Regions from separate parts of the Homo sapiens genome. Here region 1 is linked to region 2. A link is a contact called in ENCODE Hi-C data. All regions are on one chromosome and are shown on one strand. The core of a region is the stretch at or near the end of the contact, and the rest is flanking DNA. Distances in the headings are between cores, read along the strand shown.

Region 1 (4,296 bases), core at 1,089-3,588, 160 kb before region 2:
GTTTGTTTTTTGAGACAGGGCCTTCTTCTGTTGCCCAGGCTGGAGTACAATGGAGCAATGATAGCTCACTGCAGCCTTGACCTCTGGGGCTCAAGGGATCCTCCCACCTCAGCCTCTGGAGTTAGCTGGGACTATAGGTGTGTGCCACTACACCCGACTAATTTTTGAATTTTTAGTAGAGACAAGGTTTACCTATGTTGCCCAGGCTGGTCTCAAACTCCTGGGCTCAAGCAATCCTGCAGCCTTGGCCTCCCAAAAGTGTTGGGTTTACAGGCATGAGCCACCTTGCTTGGCAGATCGGTGAATTGGTCACTTTTTAAAAAGATTTTAAAAGGTATGATTTATGTAGCATAAAATTCATTTATTTTAACTGTACAATTCAATGATTTTTAAAGAAGTTTTCAGGCTGGGCACGGTGGCTCACGCCTGTAATCCCAGCACTTTGGGAGGCCAAGGTAGATGGATCACCTGACGTCAGGAGTTTGAGACAAACCTGACCAATATGGTGAAATTCCATCTCTGCTAAAAATACAAAAATTACCTGGGCATGGTGGCACGGAGCTATAATCCCAGCTACTTGGGAGGCTGAGGCAGGAGAATTGCTTGAACCCGGGAGGCGAAGGTTGCAGTGAGCCGAGATTGCGCCACTACACTCCACTCCACTCCAGCCTGGACGACAGAAAAAGACTGCGTCTCAAAAAAAAAAAAAAAAAAAAAAAAAAAAAAAAAAAATTTACCAGTCAGGTGCAGTGGCTCACGCCTGTAATCCCAGCACTTTGGGAGGCCAAGGCAGGTGGATCGCTTGAGGTCAGGAACGAGACCAACATGGATAACATGGCAAAACCCTATCTCTACTCAAAATACAAAAATTAGCTGGGCCTGGTGGCACGCGCCTGGAATCCCAGCTACTGGGGAGGCTGAGGCAGGAGAATCGCTTGAACCAGGGAGGCGGAGGTTGCGGTGAGCTGAGATTTCGCCACTGCACTCCAGCCTGGGCAACAAAGTGAGACTCTGTCTCAAAACAAACCAACCAACCAAACAAAAACATTATTATTCGTCACAAGCCTCTTCATCACCTGGAACCTTGTGGACATTACTTATCCTTGGTAACTTCCCTTCCAGAACACTATTGTTAATGGCTGCTATGGTCTGAACGTGTTCCCCCAAATTCATGTCCTGAAACTTCGTGGGAATGCGATAGTACTGAGAGGAGGGGCCTTTAGGAGACGATTAAGTCAGAAGAGTGGAGCCCCCGTTATGGGATTAGGACCCTTATAAAAGGGATTTGGAGAGTGGGCTCCCTTTGTTACCGTGTGAGGACGCCCGGGCGGTGCTATCAGTGAGGAACGGGCCGTCCTTAGACATGGAACCTGCTGCGACCTTGATCTTGGACCTCCCAGCTTCCAGAACTGTGAGAAAATAAATTTCTGTTCTTAATAAATTGCCCACTCTCAGGTACTTTGTTACAGCAGTGCAAACAAACTGAACATTAGCTTATTCCTTTTTACGATTTCTCTGCCTTCATTTTAACAGGCTTTCTGAAGGGAGGTGAGACAAAAATGTGTGATCCACGAGGACAGGAAATCGAGACCATCCTGGCTAACACGATGAAATCCCGCCTCTACTAAAAATACAAAAAATTAGCCGGGCGTGGTGGCGGGCGCCTGTAGTCCCAGCTACTCGGGAGGCTGAGGCAGGAGAATGGTGTGAACCCGGGAGGCAGAGCTTGCAGTGAGCAGAGATCGCGCGGCCGCACTCCAGCCTGGGTCACAGAGGGAGACTCCGTCTCAAAAAAAAGAAAAAAGTGTGATCTAATTTTATTGCTCTGAACCGAATCTCTGTACATTTTATTTTATTTAAAACTAAGTCGAGCTCTATAGAGGCTACATAGCCTCCCTCCCATTCTGGTCCCACACCAGACTTTGCATGGGCTCTTTCTACTATCAGCTTTAAATAGAGAACGTTCTTGTTCTGTTCATGAAGGTTTCATAAATGCTGGAGTCCAGTCATAACTAGAACTTTACATATCCGTTCCATCACTGTATTTTTCCAGATCCCTGGTAACTCCATAGCGCGGCTCTGTTGGGGCGCATGCAATTCCCTACTTTCTCACAGGGGGCGCTGCAGAGAAGGGCAGAGCAGAGCGCGCGGTCCCAGAGCGCGCCGTCCAGGAGGGGGCGCGTCCGTGGGGCTGTGTCTCTGCGAGCCCTGCGCAACGTTGGGGGCGGGAACAACCCTGGCCCTGCGCCCGAGCGCTGCGGCGCCTTGTGATTGGAGGAGGCAACGGTCACTTGGCAGCGCCGTTGGGATTGGGGGAAGAGGACCCCGGCTGGAGGTGACGCTGAGGCGGCGAGGGTGAGTCGGCGCCGGCCGCTACCGCACTTCGGGCGCTCGTCCCTCATTTCTCTGTGGTGAATGGCGACGGGATGGAGCGCGAGGGGAGCGGCGGCAGCGGCGGGTCGGCCGGGCTCCTGCAGCAGATCCTGAGCCTGAAGGTTGTGCCGCGGGTGGGCAACGGGACCCTGTGCCCCAACTCTACTTCCCTCTGCTCCTTCCCAGGTACGGCCCGCCCCGCGCCTGCGCACTGCGCGCCCCGCCGTCGCCGCTGCCGTGCTGTGGGCGCCCCGAGTCTGGGCGGGGTCCCGGGTGCGCAGCCTGCTGGCGGCGTGGGCGCTGTCCTCCGGGAGGGGGGCCGTGCTGCTCGCCCGGAGCCCCTTTCCCCATCACTTCTTCGGCGGTCCCTGAGGCGGAGCCCCGGAGTCCCGCTGGGCGTGAGATGCAGAGAGCGGCCGCAGGTGGGCCCGGGGCTGGAGGGCGCTCGGCCGCCACCCGAGCGGGTCTTGGCCTTGAGCTTCCGAGCGCCTCAGGTTCAGAGCTGCACCCCACGAGCCCGGGAGGCTGTGGTCCCCGCCCTGCCTGGGTTGCCCCACGGCGCCCGGCCTCCTTCGAGGGGTCTCGGAGCGGCCCGGCCGCGCTGAGGAGTCAGAGCTCGCGCTCCCCTTGCCCCGGGGCTGCAGCCCGGCCCCTCCGCGCAGGCGCTCGTTCGCTGATCGCGGGCGCCTGGGGCTAAATCCTCCCCCTCCGAGACCCGCTCCGCTTTCTAGGAATCTTTCCCAGACCTGGTGCCACCTGTTGCTGGGTCTCCCACTAAGCCTTCGAGATCTTTGGCACAGCTTCCTTTGAACTCTTCCTCCCCGCTGCGGCTTGAGCTGGGCCTGCTAGGAGGGTTGCTCAGAATTCTAATGCCAGGAAGAGCGCTCCGTGCCCTGAAAGCTGGAGGGAGGAGAGAGGACTTCACTTGGGAAGGAGGAGAAAAGCTTTGAGGGGAGGCACAGTTATTTGTGTGGTCCTTGAAAGGCAAGAAGACTAGAGCCCGTGGCCCTGGAAGGGGAGGTGGGGCTCCCAGCAGAGGGGACTGAGGTCTTCATAAACAATGAGGGACCAGAGCAGAGGGAAGGAGGACGAGATTCCAGACTCTAGTTCCAAACAAGGCACCTGTGATTTCTCATCCCCTGGGCAGCGACTGCCAGGCGCCGTTCAGCGGACACCTGGGACTTGCAGTGTTATGTGCCCAGGGATTTTCCCGGACGGGATTGTGAAGTAGCGGGTAAGGTCATCAGGCAGGTTGGGGTCAGATGCAGATGTTCGCTTGTGGTCATTCCTGAAATGAGAATCTGGCAGCTCACGTTATTTCAGAAGGTGCTAGGATCACTTTTGACAGTGATATCAAAAAATTGATGGTATTCTGGTGACCCTGTGTGATACATGAAATGTTCGTGCAATCTGGAGGCACTACTGGGACCAGATTAATCTTTGTTTCCTTAATTTTCCCCTTTCCTGAAAAATGTCAAGCCTGCCAAACAGTTGAGAGAACAGTATAACAAATACCCATGTACCCTTTACTTAGACTCAGTAATATTTTGATTCTTTGGCTTTCTGTTTCTCTTTCTCTCTCTCTGCTCTCTTTCTCTCTCTCTATATATATAACCACATGTATTACATACGTATCACACTTAGATGTAGGTCACATGTCCCATTTCAACTCGAGTCATTCAATAGGAAGTTGCAGAAGTCATAACACTTGCTTGATGCCTGATAATCTTAACATGTATCTTCTAAAAACCATTTTCTATCCATGAAACCATATCACATCCAAGAAACTGAACATCATAGAATAATGTTACCTAATGTGTGGGCCTTGTTTACATTTCCCCAATTGTCCACATAGATTTTTTTCCTTAAAAAAATATATATATTCCATGATCTAAGGTTCACACATTGCATTAAGTTGTCCGT
Region 2 (4,643 bases), core at 1,554-4,053:
GCTTGATGCCACCAGAACTTCTGAGAAGCATTCCACCTCCTATAGCTACCTTGTGAGGGTAGGAGGCTGGCCGTTTAACCACCAGCTTTTGTGTTCCTTCAGGCTAGCCCCAATGGCTTGAGCTCCACCACCTGTCCAGGCAGTACTTGTGGCATGCAGGCAGGCTCAGAGGAGACCCTGCAGCCAGAAATGGAAAGTCCTCATGCGTATGCTTTTGGTGGGGTGTTGTCAACAGTGAGTCTGCACTTGCCCAGAACCATCTAGTGCAGCTGCAGCTGAAATAAGAGTTCACAAGCATCTAAAGAAAAGATCAGTGTTCCCATATGAAAAGAACTGGTATGATAGAAATACCACCAGGGACACCTAATCTAGAGGTTAGGGAAGGCTTCCTGGAGGAAGTGGTTTTAAAGCTGAGATAAGGCTTAATATGGTGGCTTGTGCCTATAATCCCAGTACTTCGGGAGGCCAAGGCAGGAGGATTGCTTGAGTCCAAGAGTTTGATACCAGCCTTGGGCAACATAGCAAGACCCTGTCTCTACAAAACATAAAAAAGATAGTTGAACGTGGTGGCACACACCTGTAGTCTCTGCACCTCAGGAGACTGAGGTGGGAGGATCACTTGACCCAGGGAGGTTGAGGCTGTAGTAAGCTGTGGTTTCACTGGTGTACTCTAGCCTGGGTAACAGAGTGAGAACCTGTCTCTAAAAAAGTAAATACATAAAAATTTATTTTAATTATTATGTTTTAAAAAGGGGTCAGTGGGCCTGGGCGCAGTGGCTCACACCTGTAATCCCAGCACTTTGGGGGGCCGAGGTGGGCAGATCACCCGAGGTCAGGAGTTTGAGACCAGCCTGCCCAACATGGCAAAACCCCGTCTCTACTAAAAATACAAAAAATTAGCCAGGTGTGGTGGCAGGCGCCTGTAATCCCAGCTACTTGGGAGGCTGAGACAGGAGAATCGCTTGAACCCGGGAGGCGGAGGTTGCAGTGAGCCGAGATCACGCATCTGCACTCCAGCCTGGGCAACAAGAGAGAAACTCCGTCTCAAAAAATAAAAATAAATAAAAATAAAAAGGGGTCAGTGAAGAGACATTTAAGCAGAAAGACATGCTAAGCTTTGTGTTTTGGAAAATTCAGTCTAATTACAGCATGTCACTAGATACCAGGATAGGGCCACTGAGTGAGGATGGGGAAAAACAGGTCAGGGAGACCAGTAAAGAGGCTGTTCAATTATCCAGGTGATATAAGAATGAGAATTCGGGCAGTAGCAGTAAGGAAGATGAGAAGGAAAAAGATTTGAGACACAGTAAGTTTCCATATCCCCACTCATGCTCCGTTCCTGGTAAAATGGTGAAAAAGAAAGTGTGTGTGTGTGCGTGTGTGTGTGTGTGTGTGTGTGTGATCACGCGCACATATGACATTGTAGGGGTTGAGTTGTCTGGAAAACAGTGCTTAGAAGATATGAATTGAAAGCTCATAAAGAGCTATTTGGAGTTCTCTTAAGCAAACTGGGAAGTAAAGTAACTAATGAGAAAATCTCTCAAGTCACTTCTCATCTGGAGGCGAGATAGCACAGTGCACCACCCTGAGAGTTGGGAGAGATCTTCCTTTGTCCCGGATCTGCATTGTCTATTGTTTTGACCCTTGTTTTATCATTTAACCTCTCTGAACTTTGTTTATTTGTCCAACTTAATACAAGGATGATGAAGCTTGCCCAGCCCATTCTGAGTTGATCTTAAGCTCAGCATGTACTGGGGTGTGACCCAAACAGGGAAGTTGACATCCTCTCTACTAAAGTTAATAGAATGAGAATGTTCAGGGTCATTGTTCAGTCCCAGCAGTCTGGTGTTCAGTGTGGACGTTGGCCTGTTGGCTCACACCAGGCAGAGGGGGTGAGTAGTCGTTCACGCTGCTTTGCGGCAGGGACGTGGGGTTTCAGAATGGGTTAGGGTGATACTAGGTTATTTCAAAGATGATCCCTTCCAACTCTGAGACTGGGTCCTGTGTCACAGGCCTTAGTGAGAGTTAGATGAGATCATGGCTACAAAAGCACTTGGAGAACAAACATTCTAGACAAGTAAAGGTATTATTATCAGTAGACCATGTGACATTAGCTCATAGTTTTTAAATGTTTAACTTTCTTGCATATCCCCGTGAGGCGGAAAATAACTTCCAAGTTCCTACATGCTGGTAGATGATTTCGTTTCATTTCATAAAGAGACCAAACCTTTCCTCATACCATCTTAACTGCATTTTGCTTTTCTTATTTTATTTCATATGTTTAACAATGACTGGAAACATTTGACCTGCCAAGACTTGAATTTGGGCATCTGGGGTTTCTCCCACTGTCCATGATAGCATCACCAGCAAGTGGAGCACAGGCTGTACATTCCCCGTGTGAGCTTTCGGAGTGAGGAATGTTCTCCACCTCCTGGAAAAAACAGGGCCCAACTCACAGGAGTTAAAAGGAAACTGATTTTAGAACCCTCTTACAGTACTGTGACTTTTCACTCATCAGTGTTGGGAACTGGTTCTCTTTCTCTTAAAAGAACCCCCTGGGGCTTTAAGCTTAAACGATGACAGTGACTCAGAGTGGCTCATGCTTATTGCACCTTGACGCTGTGCCAAGTGCTGTTTTAGCCCTTTACGTGTAAGATACACCACAGCCTGTGAGTAAGCATTTGCTTTGTAGATTAGGAAACCAAGGAACATGCAGTAAATAACTGGCCTAGAGTCACACAGTTAAGCTGGAAGTTGGACCTTGGCATGTGACTCCAAAGCCCTGCCTGAAGCGCTGCTCCTCCCCTCCTTGCAAGCAGAGACCTGCCACACAGAGCCCACAGAGGTCTGAAGAAGGCAGGATTTCCTGTTCGTAGCTCAGGAGAGCAGACAGTGGTGTTAAGCAGGAAAAGCACATTAGAATTCCAGTTTACTTACAGTGCTCTCCACACCAGGAAGGAAATGCCCCAAATATGAACATGGCTTCCACTAAGATAAATGGCCCCAATCTAGGGGATTCCCATTTGCATCAGAAAAACTGTTAATATAGAGATCAGAGTTTTTACCTGCTACATCTTTCATATTTTCTTTCCTTAGGTTAAAAAGATCAAGTGGCATGAGCAGCCTTTTGGGGAAAATTGGTGCCAAGAAGCAGAAAATGAGCACCCTTGAGAAGTCCAAACTGGACTGGGAGAGCTTCAAGGAGGAAGAGGGGATTGGTGAAGAACTGGCCATCCATAATCGAGGGAAAGAGGGGTAAGAAGGAGTAGGTTTTATGCCTTGGAAAATCCTCAGAACCCTGAAATCAAATGATTTATTGGAGACAAACTGCCCACTGTAAGCAAGCAGGAGCTTTTCATGATGGAACTAAAAATGTGAGCACTTTGGTTTGTCAGTAAGTCTCTGTTCCAGTGTGGGGCAGGGCCTGTCACTGGGAAGGCCACTGCGGGTGGAGGGAAGGCGGGGCATGTGAGGAGTACTCTCAGGGGCCAGTCACATCTGCCAAGCTGAATTTGCTGAATTACAGCTCCAGTGAACTGTAAGTTGCCTAGTGGTTGGATCTGGCCTGTGGTAGCAGCCTTGGCCTTATCTGAATCATTTGTCCTTCTGAGAAACCAAACTAGTTCAGATCCGTCAAAAACTGAGCCAATGGAATGCCTAGATGTTGCATTATTGTGAATTTTTTTTTGTCTGTGTCATTATGGCCTGGGGTGGGGCTTTACCCTTGGCTATAGCCTGTGTGATAGGCCAGGCCCTCAGACAGCACCCCAGGCCATCACTTGCACCTCTTTCTCTTCGCTGTGGAATACAAAGAGAATGTTCATAACCTACGTATTCAGTTGTAAAAAGGGTCCTTTCCTTGTCATATTTGTCTTACTGGTGATTAAACAAAAAATCAAGAAAGAAATGGTGGCCAGGCATGGTGGTTCACACCTGTAATCTTGGCACTTTCGGAGGCCGAGGCGGGCAGATCACTTGAGGTCAGGATTTCGAGACCAGCCTAGCCAACCTGGCAAAACCCCATCCTACTAAAAATATAAGAATTAGCCAGGCATAGTGGTGCACACTTGTAATCCCAGCTACTTGGGAGGCTGGGGCAGGAGGATCACTTGAACCCACTAGGTGGAGGTTGCAGTGAGCCAAGACTGAACCACTGCACTCCAGCCTGGGTGACAGAGCAAGACTGTGTATCAAGAAAGAAAGAGAGAGAGAGAGAGAAAGGAAAAGAAAAGAAAGAAAAGGTGTTCATAAGTACTTACGGACCTCAGAAGGCACTAAGGAAGTTACCACAGAAGTGGCTTCATGGCTCAAAATCAACAGTCCTCACCCCTAGCCATGAAAGGAAATGTTGAGTGTCCCACCAGAGAGCCCTGGCTGCTCGGCAGCTCTGCTTCTTACCAGTAAGCTCTTCTCCACCAGCATACTGGACACCTCTGAGGCTCAGCTCCTTTACCAATAAAACTGGGATAACGATACCATCCTCACTATGTGGTTGTGATGATCTCATGAGATAATATATGTATTGCTTACGTATATGTAATATACATAAAGCACTTTACAGAACACCTGTCACATAAAGGCTTGCGTTAAGTCGAAGTCATTCAAGTTTTTTTTAAGAGACAGGGTCTCACTATGTTGCCCAG

What was found. Hi-C counts contacts between places; a loop is a spot of excess contacts on that map. Pooled maps may share reads with other maps.
Region 1: a loop to region 2 is called in a map of mammary epithelial cell, with 2.3 times the contacts of the local background. The contact joins the promoter of TMEM170A here to the enhancer-like site in region 2. A Hi-C loop is called at or near these places in 1 of 168 maps with a recorded cell type or tissue (mammary epithelial cell), 1 of 37 single-sample maps with no recorded cell type and 11 of 50 pooled maps.

Annotation. Positions count from the first base shown.
Region 1 is chr16:75,462,731-75,467,026 of GRCh38, reverse strand. TMEM170A (transmembrane protein 170A) reads left to right here and starts at 2,338. Exons shown (of 3, transcript NM_145254.3): 1 at 2,338-2,559. The coding sequence starts at 2,427. RefSeq lists enhancers at 2,168-2,668, 3,858-3,907 and a silencer at 2,362-2,991.
Region 2 is chr16:75,303,636-75,308,278 of GRCh38, reverse strand. CFDP1 (craniofacial development protein 1) reads left to right here. Exons shown (of 7, transcript NM_006324.3): 6 at 3,097-3,255. Among named protein-coding and RNA genes, the nearest start is that of BCAR1, 54 kb to the right of the region's middle. RefSeq lists enhancers at 141-641, 1,928-3,127. Within about 2 kb of position 2,803, at least 34 of the 41 ENCODE cell types and tissues checked have a DNase peak (open chromatin) inside an H3K27ac peak, as active enhancers do; they include mammary epithelial cell, where a contact is called at or near this core.